Regions from separate parts of the Mus musculus genome. Here regions 1 and 3 are each linked to region 2. A link is a loop called in an ENCODE intact Hi-C map of the cell type or tissue named here. Cell type or tissue: heart. All regions are shown on one strand. Region 1 overlaps Rtel1 (regulator of telomere elongation helicase 1). Region 2 holds the start of Col20a1 (collagen, type XX, alpha 1). Region 3 overlaps Rtel1 (regulator of telomere elongation helicase 1).

The links. A loop is a pair of places that touch in the nucleus more often than their neighbours do. Peaks named below come from ENCODE experiments on the same cell type or tissue, not always from the same donor. Only the 100,000 strongest peaks of a DNase experiment are listed, where the experiment ranks them.
Region 1: it touches region 2 in a loop (2.5-fold over the local background); 3 of 42 quality-filtered maps call a loop at or near these places.
Region 3: a loop joins it to region 2, with 2.6 times the contacts of the local background. A loop is called at or near these places in 2 of 42 quality-filtered maps.

The regions. Positions count from the first base shown.
Region 1 is chr2:181,339,938-181,347,937 of GRCm38, forward strand. Rtel1 (regulator of telomere elongation helicase 1) reads left to right here. Exons shown (of 34, transcript NM_001001882.3): 13 at 559-656; 14 at 1,588-1,643; 15 at 6,895-6,969; 16 at 7,076-7,157. Among named protein-coding and RNA genes, the nearest start is that of Arfrp1, 21 kb to the right of the region's middle. In heart, no CTCF peak of the experiment used is centred here; a DNase peak (open chromatin) is centred at 3,034.
Region 2 is chr2:180,980,403-180,988,402 of GRCm38, forward strand. It overlaps Arfgap1 (ADP-ribosylation factor GTPase activating protein 1), which reads left to right. Exons shown (of 14, transcript NM_145760.3): 13 at 1-72; 14 at 635-2,122. The coding sequence ends at 968. Col20a1 (collagen, type XX, alpha 1) reads left to right here and starts at 6,133. Exons shown (of 36, transcript NM_028518.1): 1 at 6,133-6,211. The coding sequence starts at 6,133. In heart, no CTCF peak of the experiment used is centred here; no DNase peak of the experiment used is centred here; H3K27ac peaks cover 737 bases.
Region 3 is chr2:181,350,878-181,358,877 of GRCm38, forward strand. Rtel1 (regulator of telomere elongation helicase 1) reads left to right here. Exons shown (of 34, transcript NM_001001882.3): 23 at 150-296; 24 at 375-490; 25 at 699-822; 26 at 926-1,076; 27 at 1,164-1,303; 28 at 1,876-1,971; 29 at 3,100-3,298; 30 at 3,476-3,565; 31 at 4,132-4,248; 32 at 4,433-4,675; 33 at 4,774-4,935; 34 at 5,047-5,739. The coding sequence ends at 5,213. It overlaps Arfrp1 (ADP-ribosylation factor related protein 1), which reads right to left. Exons shown (of 8, transcript NM_029702.4): 8 at 6,813-8,000. Among named protein-coding and RNA genes, the nearest start is that of Arfrp1, 11 kb to the right of the region's middle. In heart, no CTCF peak of the experiment used is centred here; no DNase peak of the experiment used is centred here.

The sequences.
Region 1 (8,000 bases), 360 kb after region 2:
AAGATAAAGCAGTGTGTGTGGGGGGCGCGGGGGGGTGTCTTGGGCTACTTGCCTTCTCTCTGAACTGTTTTGTTCCCCTGAGTTCTAACCTTTACAGGTATTCCAGGTTACTACCAAATAATCCAGATCTACCAGTCTGACCTGGGCTCTGGTGTGCTTGTTTGGCCTTCTTTACTTATACCTGAAGGCCCTGCCAAAGCCTCCCCTCTTCCTGCGGCTTCTGTTGCCCCCTCCCCATTTCTTTCCAAGGCTTTTAGAGTTGCTACCCAGAGTTATTGCCTTCAAACACACAGGACCTGCATTCAGGTCACCCCTAATTGTGGTCCCTTGCCTACACACCTGTCTTTTCCTTGTTAGTGATTCTTATGACAGTAATCCACTGTCCTCTGCCTGCTAGGAAACCACTACAGGGAGAAGCCTCTCACTTCCAGTTTTAACCTCCTTGAAGTACTCAGCAATTATTTCTGCATGCAGGAAATTCAAAGGTTACTCCTTGTAGGTTCCCAGAAACTACAGTCTTGTATCCTCTCAGTCTCAAGTTTCTGTTCTGTTTGGCAGCTATATCTTCGAGCTGTTTGCTGAAGCTCAAATAACATTTCAAACCAAAGGCTGCATTTTGGAATCACTGGACCAGATAATCCAGCACCTGGCAGGCCGTGAGTCTCGGGTTGCCCATATGGAGCATGAGGGGCTAATGGCTTTGATATAGACGAACATCACAGCAGGACTTACTGTTCCATGTCCAGCAGTCAGCACTTGGCCATCAGTGTCAGCAGGTTGCTATCATGCCTTCCTTATGAACAGGAATCTAGTCTACAAAGCTCCCCCACCAGCCTACCCTTCATGTTTGTTTCATGCTCACCCTAACCCTGAGGGGTACTGAAGAGTGAACCAAGGCTCTCACTCATGGTTGCTCTGTCGTTTGATTCACATCCCCAGCCCTTGGTTTTCTGGGACAGGTTTTTGCTGGCTTTGATCTTGATCCTCTTGACTTTGTCTCTAGAGCGCTAAAATTTCAGGGGTGGCCACTGGGCCCAGCTGGCTTTCTCTTTCTGATTGAGACACAGGGTCAGTAGTGACACTTGGCCAACCATTATGTTCTTTTCATCTTTGCTGCATGTGGTTTCTTACTATAGTATTTTCTAGTTAGTTCCCTTTTAGGGAGAAATGTCAGCGACTTTGGACTTAGTGAGATGTGGGCCTCACTGGCTTCTCCCTCTTGCTACTTACTATACCTGAGTTCTGCTGAGTTTAGGAGATCAAGTTTCCAAAGGGCAGTGTCCTTATGGGCTGTTACTCTGTTGATGGCAGTGAGATGTGCACTGTCCCATGCAATGCTATATGCTGTGCATTGAGGATAGCAGCCACCTTCCCCCATATCATTTCACTAAATGACCAAATCATTGTTTTGGAAGTCTATAGTCCTTAGGGGAGATTTCCCTAGCTGCGCTTCCTTAGCACATCCTGTCCCTGATATTGGTTATGGGTAGGCTGGTTGCTTCAGCAGACGTGAGACAGAGCTAAGTGAGGCAGTGATGGCTCCTGGCGATGTGGGATTCAGCGTCTCTTCTGCTGTGTGCTCCACAGGTACTGGTGTGTTCACCAACACGGCTGGGTTGCAGAAGCTTATGGACATTATCCAGGTAGGAGACTGCTTTTAACTGTTGGGGGTCTCTGTTTCTGGAAGTGACAACAGAGGCTTCAGGGAATGGACAAAGGTCCTCATATCACATGTCTAAAACCCTAAGCATCTTACTTTGACCTGAATGTAGTGTTGGCCTCAGTGGGCGTTGTTAACAGAGGGCAGATCTGGCCTTTTTTTTTTTTTTTGGCTATTTGGTGGCCAGATAAATCCAGAGTGGTATTTTAAGACCAAGATCCTGTGAAGAGTGAAGTCAGGAGCTATTTGGAATTCATTTTTCCCCTTTGGGGCTGGGCAGGGCTTCCTTGTTGATAGGAGCTCCAGCTAGATTTAGATTGGGAGAAATCTAGAGACAAATGGCTTGAGTATCTTCTCAAAGGAAAGGCAAATGGGTCCTAAAAATGCCATGGTCTGTGTATCCGAAATAGAAGGAGGTATAGGAGGGATGGCTGTGGTGCCACTGTCAGAGACAAAGTTGGACTCCTTTCACCTCATCAGGTCTCTTCCTGCTTCTCACTGTGTTGTTTTGGGGTCATCTCTCTCTTGTCTGTGTGACATGCAGTTGTCCTCGGGTATAGAACACATATGTCTTAGTGCAGCTATGTTCTCTGCTCTAGTGCGCCAGCCGTCCTGACCAGGTAGTTGAGGGTGATCCTGGTGGTGAGGCCTCTGGGCAGCTTCGACTTTGCTTAGCCTTTCTAAGGTTTGTTGTTTTGTTGGTATTTTTGGTTTTGCCTTTTTTTTTTTTTAATCATTTTTTATATTACTGGGTATTTTTGCTTGAATGCATGTATGTTTAGCACATGTGTACCTGGTACCTGTGGGGCCCAGAAGACAGGGTCAGATCCACCATATGAGTGATAAGAATCAAATTTGAAAGAACAGTCAGTGCTCTTAACTGGTGGGCCATCCTTCAAGTACACCCCCACCTTGCTTAAGTTTTAATAGTGCGTCTTAAGATTCCTGGCTGGGGGTCAGGTATAGTAATGCTTGCCTCTAAGACCAAGCACTTGGGAGGCAGAGGTGGACAGATCTCTGAATTCAAGCCCAGCCTGGTCTGCATAGTAAGATCTGTGCTACATAGTGAGATCCTCTTTATTTTTTTTAATGTTCCTGGATGACAACTGTTGATCCTTAGAAAAACTGAGGCACAGCCAGTCCCTTCATCTATGGTGCTGTGTGAAGCCACCAGTTTGCTTCTACCCACGCTATAACTCCGGACCACGTGGGGTTATGACTAGTGAGCAGAAAGTGCCTTGGTTTTGTAATCACGAAGCAAATCCTCTTACTGGAGAGGCAGACTGTGAATGCTTGAGACCTCCGTGGGTCTGATTATGATGTAGCTGGGCCACAATGAGGGCATGGGGCCAAGTGTACATGTGATAGGAAAGGTATGAGCTCAGGCCTGCTCCCTCTCAGCCAGCTTTGTGATAAGGAACATAGTAGTCTCAGCCTTCCACTCCATGAGTGGAGAGTTGACTGAAAGACTGCAGATGTTTGGTAGGATGAGGAAGGTTTTGGCACCCGATTGTCCTGGCAGACTTGGCTCCCTCCTACATGAACTTCTCCAGAGGCATATTAGGTAGGCATCTTGCTTCCTAGGATGGTGGTCTATCCATGACTATTGAGTCTATGACTTCTTGTTGTCTGGGGCCCCTGTACCACCCACAGCTGGGCCATTTAGCCATTATGGAGTATGCTTTGTCCCCAGTGCAAGAAGCCTTGGTCCTACTAAGCAAATTGGTTTCTGCTGACCAGCAGGGCCTTTCATCAGAAACACCTTCCAAGAATCTACTCTACTCTTCCCATGTGGGCTCATCCTCAACTACAGGGACAGAGGAGGCACTGTTATTCCCAGACCTAGAGGGCTCCAGTGAGCAGGACAACCTCTCTCCTCCTCAGAACACTATTCTCTACTCTGTTTATAAAGGAGATACTTTCCTTATCCATGCTTTTGGAACCCAGACTTTGTTGCCCAGTGGTTTGCAATTTCTTTGGCAAGTGCTCCAAAGGCTCCTAGTACCTTCCCTACCCCACTCTGGTATTGTGCGAGCTAGATCCTTGCTAGCAAGCTGCTCAGCAGCAGAACAAATGACTGGTGAGTTGCTTATCTCACAGCTGCTTCTTGCATAACCAAAGGTGCCAAGAGTTTTTGTCAGGATGTGGGAATGTGCACAGAAAAACAACTAGCCAGTCAGATTTTGTCAGGCCAGAGAAGGGTCAGCCAGAAGTAGAGTTTGTGGCTCCTAGATTGGAATCCCCCCCCCCCCCCCAGCCCCCTTTGCTCATCTCAGTCACACATGTAGTGAGCATTCATCTTACACACATTCACATATACCTGCATATGTAAATGTACTCACACTCTAGAGTCAGGTTTTCCTCTTATCACATACCATTTTGCTAAGTTGGGGGAACTAGTCTCTTAGTCAGCTGGAATTCTTTTTTTTTCCCCCCAAAGATTTATTTATTACTATAAATGAGTACACTGTTGCTGTCTTTACACATACCAGAAGAGGGTGTCAGATCTCATTAGATCTCATTACGGGTGGTTGTGAGCCACCATGTGGTTGTTGGGATTTGAACTCAGGACCTCTGGAAGAGCAGTCAGTACTCTTACCTGCTGAGCCATCTTGTCAGCCCCCAGCTGGAATTCTTTTGTTTTTGTTTTTGTTTTTGTTTTTTTCGAGACAGGGTTTCTCTGTGTAGCCTTGGCTGTCCTGGAACTCACTTTGTAGACCAGGCTGGCCTCGAACTCAGAGATCCGCCTGCCTCTGCCTCCCAAGTGCTGGGATTAAAGGTGTGCGCCACCACGCCCGGCTCGAATTTTTATATTTTCTTTTGAAACATTTAAACATTACCTCAATTCTTTTTTTGTTTTTGTTTTTGATTTTTTTTTCAAGACAGGGTTTCTCTGTGTATCCCTGGCTGTCCTGGAACTCACTTTGTAGACCAGGCTGGCCTCGAAGTCAGAAATCCACCTGCAGGCCGGGCGTCGTGGTGCACGCCTTTAATCCCAGCACTTGGGAGCCAGAGGCAGGTGGATCTCTGAGTTCGAGGCCAGCCTGGTCTACAAAGTGAGTTCCAGGACAGCCAGGGATACACAGAGAAACCCTGTCTCAAAAAAAAAAAAAAAAACCCAAAAACCAAACAAACAAAAAAGAAATCCACCTGCCTCTGCCTCCCAAGTGCTGGGATTAAAGGCGTGCACCACCACCGCCGGGCTGGAATTCTTATTGATTCATTTTCCTTCTGTCTCCCACAGACCTGTCTGATGTTTAAGACCAGGTGATGAGTCACCCACCCTGAGTTTTTTTTGTTTTGTTTGAGACAGGGTTTCTCTGTGTAGCCCTGGCTGTCTTGGAACTCCCTTGGTAGGCCAGACTGTCCTCGAACTCAGAAATTTGCCTGCCTCTGCCTCCCAAGTGCTGGGATTAAAGGTGTGCGCCACCACTTCCCGGCCCTGAGATTTCTTTTATTCTTTAAGTGTAAGGTTTTTTTTTTTTTTAAGATTTATTTATTTTATATATGTGAGCATGCTGTCACTCTCTTCAGACACACCAGGAGAGGCCATTGGATCCTATTACAGATGTATATGAGCCACCATGTGGTTGCTGGAGATGAACTCAGTACCCCTGGAAGAGCATCAGTGCTCTTAATCACTGAGCCATCGCTCCGGGCAAATTAAAAAAAATTTTTTTTGTGTGTATTCTTGGAGAAATACATGACTCTCATGAAATCAGGGAGCCCTGCTCATCCCTCACATGGCCAGTTTAGGTCGTGGTATGTGAGGGTGTTTCTAAACACTCATGCAAGGCCAAGGCCCAGGGAAGAGTGGTTCAGACAACTTCTCTTTCCTCTCCCAGGTTGTGTCAGGTGGGGATGAGAACAATGAAGGCAGCTCAGGAGGTTCAGGGCAGCAGCAGATGATGATGTCCTAAAAGACCAGAAGTCTAGGCAGACACAGAAAAGTCCTGCGAGAACACAGTGCCATGCTCACACAACCCAGCTGGAACACAGTGCCTGGAGGCTTTCACACACGCTGTGAGGGACTTCTATCACAGCAGAACCCTGGAATGAGAGTTTGGGGTTATCAGTTTAGTTGGAGATGAGCAGGGAAGCACAGTTAAAGAGGATCTGCCTGGTAAGAAAGACCAAAAGCGGTGACAAGCTACCTTTGCGAGGCAGGAGATGTATGCAAAGAGAAACTCTTGAGGGAAGTCAGAATCACCTGTTTCCAACCTGTCTTTCTGTTATCTCATTTAACTCTTTACCCTGTGGTTATGGTGGTGTTTCCTTGTGTTTCTTGTTGGTTTGGAGGCTTTGTGAGTCCTGTGTGTTTACCCTGTATGATGGACATATCTTCCGCCTACCTTTTCTGCCTGTTGGTAGCTCAGGTAAAAGGTTTTCTTGCTTCTGGAGGCTTGGTTGCGTTGGCTCATGCTGCCTAACGCACACCTGGTTTCCTTTGGTTCTTGAAGTCTTCTGTAGAGTTTTGTGGGTTTGTGTAGGGGCTGAGCATCTACCCACCACCCCTTCCTAGGAGGGGCTAAGGTGTCTGCTTTTACCTGGCTTTTCATTCTCTAGTCTCTTGCTGCTGCTGCTGTTGTATTGCTTTACTACTTACCTGTCAAGGTTTCGGTAAGCTCTGATTCAGTTAGAATAAACTCCTTTTTGTTTTCATAGACTGTCTTGGTATTTCCTCTGTCAGGTGGAATTTTGGGATTAGCCTTTTCCTAGACTTTAAGAACCTTGCCAGCTGGGCGTGGTGGCTCACGCCTTTAATCCCAGCACTCAGGAGGCAGAGACAGGCGGATTTCTGAGTTCAAAGCCAGCCTGGTCTACAAAGTGAGTTCCAGAACAGCCAGAGCTACACAGAGAAACCCTGTCTCGAAAAACCATTAAAAAAAAAAAAAAGAACCTTGCCACAATCTTAAATATTGAATTACTAGAGTAGCACTAATAGGCACTGAAGGAAGAGTAAACTGAGTTAGTCGGTAAGGCTGCATCCTGGCTGCACCGGTGGCTCTGAGAGGGAGGCCCAAGAGAGAGGAACATGAGGGGTAAGCTACTGCCCCTCGGCCAAGTGAGACAAGTGGAGAGCATCTGTCTCAGTAGAGGGCTGACTTAGAGAAGGATGAAGTAGCCTCGGGCTCTTGGATGCTGGGCTAAGAGGCTTTAGTTGTCATCTCATTATGAAGATGTGTTCTCAACCCAGGCTCCCTTTCCTTTTGCTCTGCTGCTGTGCCTTTCAGATTGTGTTCAGCGTGGACCCTCCGGAAGGCAGCCCTGGTTCTCTGGTGGGGCTGGGTATCTCACATTCCTATAAGGTGAGAGCAGCTTTCAGGATGTGGGCAAGTCTAAAGGTTTCACAGACCAGTGGGGCAGGGTTGCTGTAGGACCTGGGCAGGCACATGTGTATGTTTGTCCTTCCAGGTACACATACACCCTGAAACCAGCCACCGGAGAGCAGCTAAGCGGTCAGATGCCTGGAGTACCACTGCATCCAGGAAACAAGGTACAAATCTTCACTGCAGGAAACTCTACCCTGCTCAACCTTTGCACAATAATAACATCACATCTGGAGTCATGCCCACTGAAAGCCAGAGACAGGAAGCACTTTTATCCACCCAGAGACACCTACTAGGGCAGTGGCAGAACCCAGGCTCTGCAAGGCCTCCCCTCCCTGACTTAGGGTATATTATTATTAATCATTATCGTCATTATTATTATTATTTTGTTTTTTCAAGATAGGGTTTCTCTGTTTAGCCCTGACTGTCCTAGAACTCCCTCTGTAGGCTAACTGGCCTTGAACTCAGAGATCTACCTGTCTCTGCCTCCTAGGTTCTGACACACCTGGTTCAATACACTTCTTTTTAAATATAAATTTTTAATTTTGTGTGTTTGTTTTTGTTTTTGTGTTTTGACAAGATCTTACTACGTAACCCTTATTGGCCTGGAATTAGATCTGTAGGCCAGGCTGGCCTCAGACTCACAGAGATCTTGCTAGGCTTGAAGGTGTGCACTGTCACACTCGGCTCAGGATGTGCTTCTTTAGGTTAAGTCACCTTAGCTTTGACCTGTATGGCTTTCATCCTCTTAGCCAGTGCCATAGCACTAGAGTCATGTCTGAAGAGCAGGTAGCTGACGCTATTGCTTACAGTGAGCTTGGTGTGAATTTCTACCTCTCATAAACTCTCTAGGGTTCAGCTGTTTCTTATACCTTAAGAGTGGTACCAATGCTACTGGGGATGCTGTGCAGATGGTAAGGGGCCTTTGAGCACTCTCTACATTGGTATTATAGTATTGAGATCTTGACTGCAGTCTCCCCCACCTACCCTATGTAGAATTTAGCCTCAGC
Region 2 (8,000 bases):
GGGAGTTGGCAGTAAGGGATGGCGTGATGTCACTACTTTCTTCTCTGGGAAAGCCGAAGACTCTTCAGACAGGTAGTCCACGTCCTCACCCCAGGCCCTGGGTCCCTTGGGCTCCCTGAGAGAGAGCTGGTGGCCTGGCCCGTCACCCTCTGCCCCGTGTGGTACACCCAGTTCTTTATTAGAGGCACAGTGACTGCCCTCTCACCCCCACCACCAGGGCTCCTCTTTCCTAGCACCCTAGCAAACACGCTGCAGTTTGAGTGATGATGGGAATGAGGTAGCAAGAGACGATCCCTCCCTTCCAAGAAGCTGCTTGTCCTCAGTACCTGGTTGGAGCCTTACAAGGCCAAGTCTCGGTCCTTCACCTGCTGGGCTACTCTGACTGCAAGGGTGGCTAAGAAGCACCAGGAAAGGCAGCAGCTTCTTCCTAGCCAGGAAGAGAGCATAGAGCTGTTACAGGCATTTGGCTACACCTTGGTCAAATGTGGGCTGGGCATTTGAAGCAATGAGTGGGTCTTGTTCTAGAGAGCCCCTGAGACTTGAGCAGATTGGGCAGCTTGAGGAATACAGACAGCACAAGTATCTTTCTGTGACAACTATTGAGATTTTGTCCTTTCTCAAAAATTTTTGATAGACCCTTAGAGGGCCACAGCTACCAGAACAGCAGTGGAGACAACTCTCAGAACAGCAACATAGACCAGAGCTTCTGGGAGACCTTTGGGAGTGCTGAGCCCCCCAAGGCCAAGTCCCCAAGCAGTGACAGCTGGACCTGTGCAGATGCTTCAACAGGGAGGAGGAGCTCGGACAGCTGGGACGTTTGGGGCTCAGGTTCCGCATCCAACAACAAGAACAGCAATAGCGATGGCTGGGAGAGTTGGGAGGGAGCCAGTGGGGAGGGCAGGGCAAAGGCCACCAAGAAGGCAGCCCCATCCACGGCTGATGAGGGCTGGGACAACCAGAACTGGTAGGAGCCTAGCACCCTAGCCCAGCCCTGCTGGGGACCGCTGTGTTTGCACTTTGCCCTTCTTGTTCCTCCTGCATTTGACCTCAGTGTGAAGACAGTGGCTCAGGCAGGACTTGAGTTGGTGCTGCCTGCCTGGTGTGGGGTGGCTTTCTCTTAGACCTCAGGGGACGTGTCATCCACCTGCCTCTTGGGTCCTCTGAGCAGCCCTCCTGGACTCTGGGTTCTTGGGACCCAGGCATTGTCTCTGCAGCCCTAGCACAGCCTGGGACTGCAGCCCTGTGCAATGTCAGCCAAGTCAGACATCTGCTTTCCTTGAAATGTCTTTTTAAACTTGAAAGGTCTGCTAGTTCTTTCTTCTTGAAGAAAGTGCCTGGAGCCTTAAAGCTGGAAATGAGATGACAAAAGCAATACTGGAGCTCACACTGCCACCGACACCCTCACCTAAGTCCACAGCCTGTGTGGCCTGTGCTGTGAAACTCACCTTGTGACCCTCCGCCTTTCCTGCATCAGCCTGTCCAGCCCTCAGTTAAATGGGACAAACTCTCCACAGATGGCCACACAAAGCAGACTGGGCTCTGGTCCTCCTTGGACACCTGATTTGAACTTGGCCAGCCCTGGACAGCTCAGAAATGAGGAAAGGAGAGTAAAGGGGCCGGGAGCATTTCCTACGTATCTGCCGCTCCCACCTGGTACAGGGGAGCCTGAGCATGGAGGGGGTGCTCAGGGGCCAACTGCCACTGCCAGGGTCAAGCATCTTAATGGGGACCCTCCATCCGGGCAGAGCACCTGTTAGTATTTGCCATGCATTGTGTCTGTGACAGCCCAGGCCTTCTCCCAGCCTGTTCAGGCTGCTCAGAGCACACTTGGTTGTGTCTCCCTCAGCATGCAGCTGTCCTTCCCCACTTATCGCCATGTGGATTTTGTGGAACACTGCAGTTGAGACCCATGTGTTATCAGTGGTTGGTGTGACAGCCGCCCCCTCCTAGGATTCCGTGACTGCTGTGTGCTGTGGCTGGAGAGACCAGCTGGGGTCTCTGTCTCCTTAAACCCACTCCTGTCTGACCCTCAGTTTGACCAGCAGTGCATGACCTGAAGTTCTGTGGTTTGTGTGTCTGTCATGTTTGCTCCTACTTTCTAATGTTGAGCTGTCTGGGCCCTAATTTTCCAGTGCTTGCTTCACCCCCCGCCTCCCCCATGGGGATTCATGGTTCTCTGCTGAACTGGTAGGGCTTAAGTTTGGGGAATCCTCTGGGATTGCTTTGTCCTCAAGTGGACATGACACTACTCAGTAGTCATGTAACAGGACATCTCCGAGCTAGGGAAGCAAGGGAGAAGATACCCAGGACTTGTGCCTGATAGAGTAACCACTGATAGATGACATCATAGGTCAGAGACTTGGGGTTGTTGAGTACACAGAAAGTCAGGAGTCAAGGAAGTCTGAACATGGAAGAAGAACCTCACTGAAACTGGAATATCCCCAGAATGAAGGAGTCCTTGATTTGGTGGACATAAGGTGATAAAAGGGGAATGAAATCTATTGGTTCTGGTCCAGGAAGCTGCCTGCCTCAGGTCATTTGGGAGTGGCAAATAGCCCTAGCTACAAACAGGTTTCTGGTGCTATGTTGAGTACAGGAGCTGCATGTTTTGAGGCTTGTTTTTAACATAATCCAGAGCCCTCTATACCACGTTTCTAATCCCTTAAAGGACAGGATAAGTAAAGCCCAGGGCAAGGTTCTAGGTATGGCCTTTGTCTGCTGCTTGCAGCCTGTATGTAGGGAACTTGTCAGACTATATTCTATAAACATAAGGCCTGGAGAGCCCTTCCCTTGGATATATGTAAACAAACACATGGCAGGGACAGCTTGGGCTTCAGGGAGGCCTGGTTAGACTTAAGTCAGACATTGTCGGCCTAGGTGACCTGGCAAGAGGCTGAGCAGCCTTGGATGTCTGTGGTTAGTCATGTAGTTAGGAGGTGAGAAAGGAGTGGTATCTTGGAGTGGCTCTTGGCTGTGGCTTGAGTGGATAGCCTTTCCTGGGCCATGTTCATGGCCTGGGTGGTAGGCTTATCTCCAGAGACTCCACATCCTTGGGGCAAGTCATAGCTTGGCCTCTTGTCTTCTATCCTGGCTTTGGCCCAGGGATGTCCAGTGGGATAGTATGGAGCCTCCTGTATGTGGCCTGCAGAGGGGTTTGTCTGTGGGCAGCACTAAAGGACCAAGGAGTTCTGATACCTTATGCTGCCTGGAAATGCCCTGGGAGCCCTTGTACCAGCCCAACGGTCTGCTTCCTCTGTACCTAGCAATGGCAGGATTTTCTAGGAGCAGGCCTATAACACTACTCCTTCCTGAGCCTTTCCAGCCTGCATGGGTCAGGCAAACTCTGTCTCCCACCAAGTGTCCTGGGTGGAGTTAGTGCTTGTTTGGCTGAAATTGATGTGGGCCTCTGGCCAGCTGTTGAAGTGTGGGTTTTAGCATCAAGGGATTCTGGGCAGGCAAGATTCTATCAGTCTCAAGTCAGGCTTCACTCCAGACTTCCTGCCCCAAATGGCCAGACCAGACACAGAGGTCAGCCCCTTTCCTTTGAAACCATTAAGACAATATCCTGAGTGTCTGCTCCCCCATCATCACATTTGCCCACTTAAATTGTTACTCCCATGTTAGTATCCCCTACTGTCAGGCTGTGGTCAGGAGGGAGGTGAGCAGGCTCCAGGGCACTCTGTTCTGACTTAGTTTGCAGGGGGTTATGACGTGGATCTCAGAGCGTGGGGATGGGTGTACACATGCCATTGCTAGGTACAGGGAAAGCAGAACCGCGGGGCTGGTACACGGGCTGCCAGGGCATTTCTAGGTAGCAGGAGGTAGAAAGTACAGGGTAGTCCACCTGAGACAGACAGTGCACAGAGGAGTACTGAGCTGTGCGTGGATACACACAGGTATTTCAAGATTCCTGTGAGCTACGGCCACAGATGCATGTACTCAGAGATTACAACTTTATCTGACTGTGGGAGGATCTATAGGGACTGTGACCCTAGATCTCACATCATGGTTTGGAGGCCATGTGTAATTGAAGACCAAACTGACGCTGCACTGGACCCATGGGAACCCGAGTGGCTGGGTCATGAGCCATGCCTTCAAGTGGGAGTAGGGGGCCTTTTATCCCTGGCCTGGTCTACTGGGCCACCTTGCCGAGAGTTACAGGGTGAGACCGTGGGGTTTTCAAGATGGATCACGAGAGCTTCATTGAGAGCAGAGCTTTCCCAACCTACACAGGCAGGAGCAGCTCAGGAAGGTGTAAGTAGTGTGGGCATGGGCCTGCTCCTAGTTCTAGTGTGAACAGGAAGGAAGGGAATGGAGGTTGCAGACCCCAGCCCCAGCCCCTAGTGATTGGTAGTCTAAATGGTCCTTCCCCCAAATAGGCTGGTCAGAGGCTCTCAATGCCCAGCACCCAGGGCTACACACACTGGCCTTTATTCTCAAGAAGCCTCTCTGTGGGACAGACTTGCAGTCCCCCACTACCCCTGGTGGGATTCCCAGAAGAGTGTGAAATGGGTCCTTTGTGCTGGGACCACCATCTCATTCTTGAAAACAAGCCCCAAGCAGCAGAAGATAAAAGGGAGGGGAAAAGACTTTAGGGCGGGCCTAGTGGTGACATCAGGGAAGGGAACCTTTTCTAAGTTCCAGCTTTGTCACAGCAAGACCAAGAGGCATTGGAAAGTGAGGAACACTATCCTTGGAGCAGGAGGTTAGTGACTCATTTATGGCCCTGGGGCTGGGTGCATGAGGGGGCTTACCAGAGAATCCACTGGGGAGAGACTGGGAAAAGTGATAAGGCCCCACAAGTTGAGGGACTCAAGTGTAGCCTGGAGACCTGAGCATCTTCTCCAGATCCTATGAGGGTTTCAGAAGACACTTGGAACTAAGGACATACAAAAAGGGCTGGTGGGCAGCAGAGGGGAACTTATGTCCATCAGCTGTGACCACCCTGGCCATGAAGTAGGGAGGGGTCTGGCTTCAGAGTGAGTCCAGAAGGCAGGGCCATTTCTGTGGCACTTCATAGGCAGATGGAGCAGTGGTCCATAGCACTGACACCTTAGTTTAAATCTTCTGGATGGGTGCATATATACACTCTAGAGCAGTGGTCCTCAATTTTCCTAATGCTGTGGCCCTTTAAAAAGTTCCGCATGTTGTGGTGACCCTCAATCATGAAATTATTTTTGTTGCTACCTCATAACTATGGTTTTACTACTATTATGAATCATAATGTAAAAATCTGTGTTTTCCAATAATCTTTGGTAATCCCTATGAAAGGGTCATTAGATGTCCCTTCCCCTACCCCAACACACACAAAGGGGTCACAACTCCCAGGTTAACTACTGTTCTAGGGTGTATCAGCCTGTAGCCTTCCTACTGGCCTTGGCTCTGCTCACAGAGCTGGCTTCTCTGCAGAGGTAACCTTGAGTATACAGGAAATGCAGGTGCTTTGTTCAGGGCTGGGGTGGGGATCCTGGGTTCCTCGGGCTCACGAATTCCAGGCTGGGTCATGCTTGTGTTCCCACCTCCAAAGTGCTACCCTGAGGTGGTGGACTCTACCCTATTGGCCTCTCTTTCAAGCATTATCTCCCAACTTCAGAGAGGACTCAAGGGTTCCCCAATACTTTTCATCCCTACTGTGCCTACTTCTGCTATAATCAGAATTTGGCCTCACATGTCCCTTCTGCTTGAGAGCAAGCCACCGAATGTGATGACCTTGATGGTATGAATCTATCCAAACCAATCTCAGACACCATGTGGGGCTGCTGGGGCCTCACGGTTTTGTTACTCTGGTGATCCCCACTGTGTCTATCGATTGTGGGTGTGAATACCAGAAGGGGCATGGGCAGTGCTCCCCCATTCAGGGAGAATTGGCTCCCTGCAGAGGGTACTTGAGCACACTAGGAGATTTTGTAGCTGAGGGTCCTTTGTTCAGTGGGATGCCTTAGTATGGCTTCAGTCTTCATCAACATCTCCATAATGACAAGTTGTAGGCCTCTGGGCTTCACTTATGTCTGTAGGGACATCCTGCTGGTCCATGGGAATGGATGCAGAACAAGCTTTCTTGTCAGGGAGGCGGGTAAGACAGTTCCTTAAGTGGTGAAGGGCTTTGACCTCTCCTCCCACAGGCTGTGCAGTATGAGCCTCCAAGGCTCCTACCAACACTTCTGCCTCTGGATGTTCTTGGGCACCACGTTGGCACTGGGGCAGGGACAAGGTAAGGAGGCAATGCCCCCACTGCCTGCAAGAGGAACTCTGCTACAAGCCTCTGACTTGCCATCACAGGCATTTTCCTGTAGTAAATGCCAGCCTGAGAGCTGTTCTAGCAACAGGCAAGCTGGTAGAGCAGAGAAGAGAACCCTCCCTCTTGCCTTGACCTTGTGGTACTTCAGCCTTGCTTAGGGAGGCTTTTTTTGCCTAAGTTATTTCAAGATTACTGGCATTCTCCAAATTTGATCCTTTATCTATGCCTTGCATAGTTATTCTGTAAAATTTTCAATCTGGTTTCATATACTACACACATGGCTTAATAGAGATCAATATTCCTGCCTCTTCACTCCCAAGGAAAAAAGCCTTCCTACTCTGTCTTAGAAGGGTAGTTTATCTCTCTTCTCTGTACATGTCTTGGGGCAAGAGTTTCCATCTGGTCCCTTCCTATTTGGCTATTCCAGGCAGGCTCCCCCTGGGAAAGTCTCTCGTAGTATTTCTATGACCTCCAAGGGATGTGCACAGGACTTGGGGAGGATCTGTGTTGCAGACTCCTTCCTGTGGAGCTGCTGGCTCAGGTGGGTCCCTGGAAGGCATGTTTCTGTGTGCCCATAGCCTTCACACTCATGACTACATCTAGCTCCCAGGAACAATATAGTATATTCCTCATGATACCTGACTGGTCTGGATCTGTTTCTCATCCAAGTTAAAAACATATCTTCCTACCACTACTATCCACAGCACTGTTGGTGGTTCCAACTCAGTGTTTGCCTGGAACCCATCAGACTTCATTTCCCAGCCTGTCCTCTTATCCAAGGGGGTGACTTCCACATGACAGAGTCCTTCAGCTCCCTTTGTTCAGACAGTGGAACCCCAAGGTGGGGCTCATAGGCTGAGGTTTCAATTGGAAGGAAGGCTTTGCTGTATGAACAACTTAGAGTGATTCTGTAAGACCCACAAATCCTGTTCCCCCAGCTCAGGTCTCAGCATGACAGGCTGCCCATGCATGGCTGGGATGGGCTGGGGCCTCAGAGACCAGCTGAGAGGTGAGCTGAGGTTAGGGAGGGGAACATGTGCCTGTACTGTCTGAGATAGTTCTAAAAGCTCCTAACACACTGAGGGGGAAAAAAAACAGAAGGCTCTTTATGGGCAAGAGTGGGGACCCATGCTCACAGCTGGCCTTTCAGAACCCCCACCTCATCCTGACACATTCCTGCCTTTCAATAGGTCACGGTCAGAGCGGCCGAGCCCATCCGGAAAGAGTTCATTCTGAATGGGTCATTGTGTCTATCCCAGGCACTCTCAGTCTTTGCCTATCTCTCTGTGCCCCAGCACATGGTGAGGAGTCTAGAAGAGGCCTCTGTCCCCATTTTCCAAAAATAGCTTCTGCAACAGAGTCCGGAAGCTTCTTGGGGGGTCAGCACAGGCCCTATGGTCCCTCCGCCCCCCCATTGACCATGGGTTCCCCCTCCTTCATGACAGGATTGCCCTGTCTTTGTTTCTTTTCCCTTTGTGGCAAAATGTGGATAAAAGCAACTTATGGGGAAAGGGGTTACTTTAGTTCATGGGTCAGGGTATAATATTCATGGCAGGGAAGCCAAGGTGCACCAGTCACACCAAATCTACCATCAGAAAGCAAAACGGAGTGAACGATAGTGCTCAACTCACTACCCTAGTTTCTTATAGCCCCTGCCGAGGGAATAGCCCCATCTACAATTAAAATGCGTTTCTCCACATTGCTGACGTCAGTTAACAAAACCAAGATAATCCCCCACAGGCATCCTCAGAGTCTGATATCC
Region 3 (8,000 bases), 370 kb after region 2:
TGACATGAGCACAGCTGTGGACCTCAGGATGGAGCTTTCTCTTTTCCTGCAATACCTGAGATAGGTGGCTGAAAGAGTTAGGGCATGGGTAGACCACAAGCCTGGGTAGAAGACAAGAGGGGAGAGGAGAATCTGTTTCTTCGTTCTAGGCCAGCGAAGGGCTGGACTTCTCAGACATGAATGGTCGTGGTGTGATTGTCACGGGCCTCCCATATCCTCCACGCATGGATCCCCGTGTTGTCCTCAAGATGCAGTTCTTGGATGAGATGAGAGGCCGGAGTGGGGTTGGAGGCCAGGTGAGATACCACAGAGCTGGGTAAGCAGGGAACTTTGGGGAACAAGGACCCTAATGGCCAAAATTCTTTACTTTCCAGTGCCTCTCTGGGCAGGAATGGTACCAGCAGCAAGCATCCAGGGCTGTGAACCAGGCTATTGGGAGGGTTATTCGACACCGCCATGACTATGGGGCCATCTTCCTGTGTGACCACAGGTACAGGAAGACACTGTGGCTATGCCCATTTCTTCTCCCTTTCTAGATACAATCCTCCCCTGTAGGAAGCCTATAGCTACCTTTCTGGCCTTACCAACAGATACTACTCCTTCATTTTGAAGCTTGAATGTAGTGGCTGCAGGGCAGGGATGGCCCTTAGTTTCTGTAGTAGAGGACTTGAACTGACAGCCACTCATTCACCCTCCAGGTTCGCCTATGCTGATGCCAGGGCCCAGCTGCCCTCCTGGGTGCGCCCCTACCTTAAGGTGTATGACAACTTTGGCCATGTCATCCGAGATGTGGCCCAGTTCTTCCGTGTTGCTCAGAAAACTGTGAGCTCCAAATGCCCGGTTGACTTGCCTGTGTCCCCATAGAAGGGCTGGAATCCCTTTCTCTGGGGAGCAGTGCAAGCCTCCTTACCCTATGATTCTACAGATGCCTTTGCCAGTTCCTCAGGCTGTGACCTCAAGTGTGAGTGAGGGAGAAATTGCTCTCAAGGATGCTACATTGTCCAGCTACTCCCTCTCTACCAGGAAAGCCATGAGTTTGGATGTGCATGTGCCCAGCCTGAGGCAGAAGCCCATAGGTGTGTGGGGTTGGGTAAAAACCACATATTACAGAAGCAGTATCCTTGCTTACTGATAAGCTTTCCTGCCAACACATATTTCTTTAGGATTACCAGCTGCTGGAGACTCTGAGAGCAGCCTGTGTGGGGAGTATGAGCAGCAGACATTTTCTGCCCAGCAGAGACCTATGGGACTGCTAGCTGCCTTAGAATACAACGAGCAGAAGGCTGGGGCATCTGAGGAGCAGGTGTGAAGCGGGGTGAGGGTATCTGGCATGGACATGGACCCTTCCCAGTACATAGGTGGGCAAGTGAGACTCAGCATCACTGTACCATGCCTTATCCCCAGACCCTGGCTCCCATAGTGCCACCACCATGTCTCTTTGGTGGGTCAGTCTGGCAGTCTACTCAAAATTTAGCATTTCTACCCCTGGTATGCCCAAAGCTGGCCTTTCTCCCAGCCTGTGTTGTATGAGTGGTGTCTTGAGTTCCTTTTCCTCAGATGCCCTTTGCCCAAAAGCCTTTAAGTTCCTAGATCTGTCTTGGAGCTCCTTCCCTCCATCCCTGCTCTGACAACCAGTTACCATAAATGTGTCCTTCGTGTGGCTTTCTCACTGCTACTTGTAAACAAGGCCAAGGGGTATGACATACAAAGTCCAGAACATCAGTGTTGCCATCAGAGTCAGAGCCTGACCCTTCCCTGCATCCATTTCAAGTCTCTATTCAGGATACAGGCAAGGATCCTGGGAACCCAAAAGTATATCATAGGCGCTTTGGAAATTCTGGGTTTGGGTTGAGACCACAGCTGTGTTTCCCTCAGGCACTGGGCTCCTCCACCCCATCTCTCCGGTGCGAGAAGAGGCTGTCTACTGAGCAAAAAGGAGGAAGGAAGAAAGTCAGGCTGGTCAACCATCCGGTAAGTTAGTGTCCCTTGCAGCTAAGATAGCTGCTTGTGGGCATATGTGGGAATCTTACCTCTGGTGCCCATTGCCCCTAACCAAACAAGGGTGTGGCTAGAGTTGAGCAGCTCTGATGTTGATAACCTGGGGCCTCCAGTTCACCATTCTTCTCTAAGAAGACAATCCCACCTCCCCTTTTTTTAGTTTTGAGACAGGATCATAAAAAGGCCGGCATTGAACTTAGTATGTAATCAAGAATGACTTTGAACTCTTGATCCCCTGCCTTTACTTCCCAACTGCTGGGATTACAGGCATGTGCCGCCATACTCACTCTGCTCAGAAAACCTTTTCTTTTCTGCTAGAATCTGTCTTGACACTTAGGATTGTTTGGTTTGGGATTGATAACTGGTTGTGGTTCCCTCTACCATGATTAGCAGAGTGGCCTGGTGCTGGCTCTTTCCGAGTGTGGGCACTGATTTATCCATATAAGGAGGAACAGTGTGTTCTCAGTCTCAGATGAAACGTTTAGTTACATCCTAAGCCATTAACCCCTATGTGCTGGAAAGCCCCAAGTGTGGTGGCTTTTGTCCTTGTCCTGCTTGTAAGAAGATTCAGACAGTGTTCAGGAGGGCTGTTGCATCTGGAAGTACACTAGATGTGGAGGCCTGAGCCTGCTGATGGCTAGAAATGGTACGGATAGGAGCTGCCTAAGTCAAGCTGCCTTGGGCCCAGGGATTCCCAGAGAAAAGGCCTAGTAGGTAGGCCATGGTCCACAGAGTCTGGCCCATTAGTCACAGTATATGGCTCAGACAAATACTTCCCACAGGTTTCTATAATTCTTTATAGATCTGAGATGCACAGAAACGGGTGCAGCCTGTTGAGAAGTGTCCTCTGCTGTGGGGCCATATAGGTTCCCTATAGGTTTCTGACTGCTTTTGGTATGATCTCAGACAGGCCTGAGCGTCACCATATTACCAGACCTTGACCTTGTTTCTCTAGCAGCCCTCTACTTTTTGTCCTGGTAGATGGTTCACAGGCAGCCTGAATGGCAAGTCATTGTGCCCTGGAACCCAAAACCCTGTACTGCCTCCAAGGAAGGAGGAAAGGGCTGGCTCTGATAGGGCTCTTGATCATATTTCTTCCAGGAGGAACCAATGGCTGGCACACAGGCAGGCAGAGCCAAGATGTTCATGGTGGCTGTGAAGCAAGCACTGAGCCAAGCTAACTTTGACACCTTTACCCAGGCCCTGCAGCACTATAAGAGTTCTGATGACTTTGAAGCCCTAGTGGCCTCTCTCACCTGTCTCTTTGCTGAAGACCCCAAGAAACACACCCTGCTTAAAGGTGCCCTGGTTTTCAAAATTCTGCTATCAGGTTAACACTACAGCAGTGGAGGTGGGGCTTCTTATAGGGCCCAGGGTTGACTCTGATTCTCAGAGAAAAGGCCTAGTAGGTAGGCCATGGTCCACAGAGTCTGGTCCATCAGTCACAGTATATGGCTCAGACAACTACTTCCCACAGGTTTCTACCAGTTTGTTCGACCCCACCACAAGCAGCAGTTTGAGGACATCTGCTTCCAGCTAACAGGCCAACGATGTGGCTACCAGCCAGGTAACAACTTTCCTTTTGGAGAGCAAGCACAGTCAACTGTGGACTTTACCAGTGAGCAAGGTCCCAGGCTAGACGCTTAACCTCAGACTTGAAGGGCAGTTTACACTGGAAATGGGCTTAGTAGGCATCCCTGGGCTCTTGCTTAGCTACTTTAACCAATATTCTCCCAGATTCTGTCTGCAAAGGGTAGCACTTTTTGTTGAACTTTTAGGCATCCAAGAGACCTCCCCTAGGGAATTCATGCTAGAGGCTTGGCACCTGTCCTACTTCTCTCCTGCCTGAGCAGCTGAGCTGGCCCCTCTACTGCTGCAGTGCTTTATGGAGGGCAGGTGTGGGAGAGGGGATTTATTTATCCACAGAGCAGTACTTGTTCCAGTGCTTGATGCACGCAGGCATGGCAGAGGGAAAACTTACCCTTTGGGCTCAGTACTCATTGAGGTGTAGGTACGTATGCCCCTGAGCAGGACTCATTGGGCCCTCTTAAGACAGTCAGGTGGGTCTGATGTCAGGGTCCCCTTTCCTGTGTGAGGATTATAAGGCCTAATCTTAGGAGCATGTCTCTTCAGGAAAGAGAGAGCTGGAGTCTAAACTGACCTTGTCTGAAGGTGTAGACAGGCAGCTGGATCCTGGACAGCACCTGAACCAGGGGCAGCCTCACCTGTCTGCCCATCCAACCTCCAAAGGTACCTGGCTCCTAATAACCCCCAGTGGACTTAAAAATCCTTGAAGAGGCAGGCTGGACTGCTTGGTTCTTAAATCTATTTGTCCTGAGCAGCTAGCAGACTCTACAGAGATTCCTGGAAAGAAGTGGTGGTGGGGAACGTCCCAAGCCATTTGACACCCACTACACACCTCTCACCCTTCCAGCTCATTTTTCCAAACCAGGACACACCAGCCATTGTACAAAAGTGGGATGTGCAGTAGAAAAACCTGGCCAGCCTGCTGTGAGTGACTACCTATCTGATGTCCACAAGGCTCTGGGATCTGCAAGCTGCAACCAGCTTACGGCAGCTCTGAGGGCATACAAACAGGATGATGACCTGGACAAGGTGGTGGCTGTGGTGGCAGCACTGACCACTGCAAAACCTGAACACTTACCCTTGCTACAGAGTATGTAATCCTTGGGTGTAGGGCATAGGTTCTGGGAAGGGTGGTGAAGGCTGTCTGTGAGAAGTATGTGCAGAGCTTGAGCAGAAGTTTCCCCACAGGATTTGGCATGTTTGTGCGTCGGCATCATAAGCCTCAGTTCCTACAGACCTGTGCAGACCTAATGGGCCTGCCTACCACAGGCAAGGACTTGGAGCTCGAAGGTCCCAGAGATGAGAGCCCAACTGTGCCTCCTGAGCTTACCCATGAGGACCTGAAACCAGGTGAGGGCCCACTGGAAGACTCCTACCCTTGCCCTGTTTGTTACCCTGAGTCCACTGCACCGGGGGCTAACAGGAAGCCCATAAGTTTCTCGCACTCGTTGCTATCTTTAGGGCCCTCGATGTCCAAGAAACCTGAGAAGACCCAGAGTAAGATCTCATCCTTCTTTAGACAGAGGCCAGATGAGAGTGTGAGGTCTGATGATACCACCCCAAAGCCCATGCAACTTCCTCCTAGACTACCCCATGAGCTTATGAAGCCTCATCGGAGTAAGCAATAGGGGCTACAGTGAATGTTGGTTATGGTAGGGCACTGAACAGTGTGCTCACTTAGACCTCCTGCAACAGAATTTGTATGCCCGGCCTGTGCAACTGAGGATACAGTGCTTTTCCAGTGCCCCTCCTGTGACTTCTACCGCTGTTGGGCCTGTTGGAAACTTCAACTCCAGGTTGGGGTCTAACCCTCTCCAGCCCATCAGGCATCTCTCCAGGTGGTGGGGGCTAAGGGAGCAATGCCAAGCTTCAGTGCCTAGCAGGTATCTCCACAGGCCTCTAGACTGTGTCCGGCTTGTGGTGCTGTTAACAGGAAGCAGAGCATTACACAGGTCATCTGGCCGAAGCCCCAGTGAAGACAGATGGAGCCCTTTGCTTGCCCTGATGTGGTTAAACCCACTGCAGGTCTCATGCTTGGCTGTCCAATGAGATCTGAATCTACTTGTGAAGTTCTGAAACCTCAAATAGCCTATATTGGCATTGCACATGTACCACTGAAGGTGTAGGCTGTCCAATAAAACTAAGTTATCAGGATGGTGTCTGTATTGTGGTCTTAAACTGTGTGTCATGGCAGTGCCAAGTGTGGCACACTATCAATCCCTGCAAAAACAGGATCTCCTGTAGTTCCAGGGCAGCCAAAGCTACAGAAAGACACCTTTTTTAAAAAATATGTGGGAGGATAAAGGTCTGTTAAGATCTTTTCCAGACTTGCAGCATTCTCCATACCAGTTAGCTTTAAGCCAATAAGGAGCTTCCCTCCATCCATCCCCTGTATTGCCCCTTTCATCAGCTAGACACCATTGTGTCCCCACACCAACTATGCACAATTCTGTAGCTTAACCCTCTAGAACACAGCTCCTACTGCAGTGTCAGCTCATCCACAGGGAGCATGAGCATACCACACCACCCACAATCGCTTGTTGCTGCTGCCTAGGCTACTTAACACACGTAGGCTTCTGCCTAGAATGTATGCTTTGCTCACCTTGTGCTTGCATGTGGTGAGACTACGGGAGCTTGGGATTGTAGGGGGATCTCAAGTATTCCCTGACACTGCCTCTTCCACCCACTTTATCAAGCCCCTAACAGCTGGAATACTCAGTGGGGACAGTGCTACCCTCACTAGGATTGCTCGGCCCTCACCTGGGCTTGGCTTTTACCATGTCCAGGTCCTCCTCTGAGAACCAACCAACAGATTTGTAGCTTGTGGACAAGGTCAAGGCCCTGGATAGGCAGCTCCCATATGTGTTAGCCTAAAGGCGATGTTGCTTTTTGATGCTGAAAAGCAGGCAACCCAGTTTCTGAGAGGCCCTCTTTACCTTTTATAATGAAGGGGCTCAGGAGCTGCTCTTTGAATAGGGCCATGTCCCTTGTTTCCATGGGCATTCTGTTCCTGCTTTTCCCATTACCATGTCTAATTTTTAGGGACTTCTCTCTCCTTAACTCTTTAAACTGACCAATCCCTGTCATCCTCAGTAGGAACTGAGGAATAGGAACATACCATCACAGACTTTGTAACACCCCAGGATATTTCCTTTCAAGGGCTGTGCTGGCTGCAGCAGGCACCAGGAGAACAGTGACACTGTAAGCCCTGTAGCCTTATAGTTGTAGCTTTGACAGGAGTGCTCTAACTTTAGTGAAGTTCAGGACCAGGCACCATTGCCACAATTGTTTCAGTTGCTGATGAAGGGTAGGCTGCCCCAGCTATAGAGGTGCTTATGTACAGATTTCCTTGTGACTGGCTAACTCTTTACTGCACACAGGACTTTATTCTACGCTTGCAGTCAATGTCACCCCAACTTTAGACTTCTTCATATTTACTTTTTATAAAGCTAATCATTTCAGCAAAACAATTACTCTCAAGTTGTGGGAAGCTTTCATCCCACTATGCTTCCAAGCCAGCAAGCTCCACACCAGGATGACCACCACCCATAGGAAGGACTATCTGTTCCCTGTCCACCATAAGGTGTCCCAAGGGTCACCCCATGGAACCCTTATTTTCCAGTGTTGACAAAACTGAGTAAAGATGGCCAGAAAGACACCAGTGATATCTTGTACCCTCTGCTAGAGGATATCCCCTTAGCTTGACCATTTTTTAAGCAACCTACTCTTAATTCCCAGGAGGGTCCTCTAGGAATGATTCAACCAAGCTCCTAGACACCTATGTGCAGGACAGTTCCTTGAATCAGTATCTATCCCCTCCTGATTTTAACTTCTCCATTGCCCCTCCCAGGCCCCCATGGGGAGGTTGACCTGACTTGGACAAGGAGCCACTAGATTTTTCTTGAACCGGTGGCTTAGCCACAACTCCAAACCTCCCTGAAGAGAACCCTACTCAGAAGGTACTCCAGAAGAGCAGGTTCTGGCTATAACTGCTAGCCTGGACAATAGGGAACCACCATCTAACTGATTGAAGGGATGGTTAGACAGGCAGCCTTTATTTTAAACATTGTCCTGACCACATGATGAAAATTTTAACCCAGTAGGTCTAGTGGGCATGGCCAGTCCCAGCATAGCTGCTGCCTCCCCAGGAACCTGCACCTTACATGGAACATATACCTCACACACATCTGGAGATATAGTGAAATCTGTGTCCTTGGGATACCACACAACCTGTATATGGGTGTACTGAAACACACACCAGTAAGATCAGCTCTCTCCTTAGGAGATAAAAGCAGACTGAGAATGAGTTAATAAGGGAACTTAGGCTTCCCAGGCAGGTCTACTGAACCCTGTTCTGAGAGTGTATCAGAACCTAGTAGAAAACTCAGTGTGATGCCCACCTGTAATCCCCACAG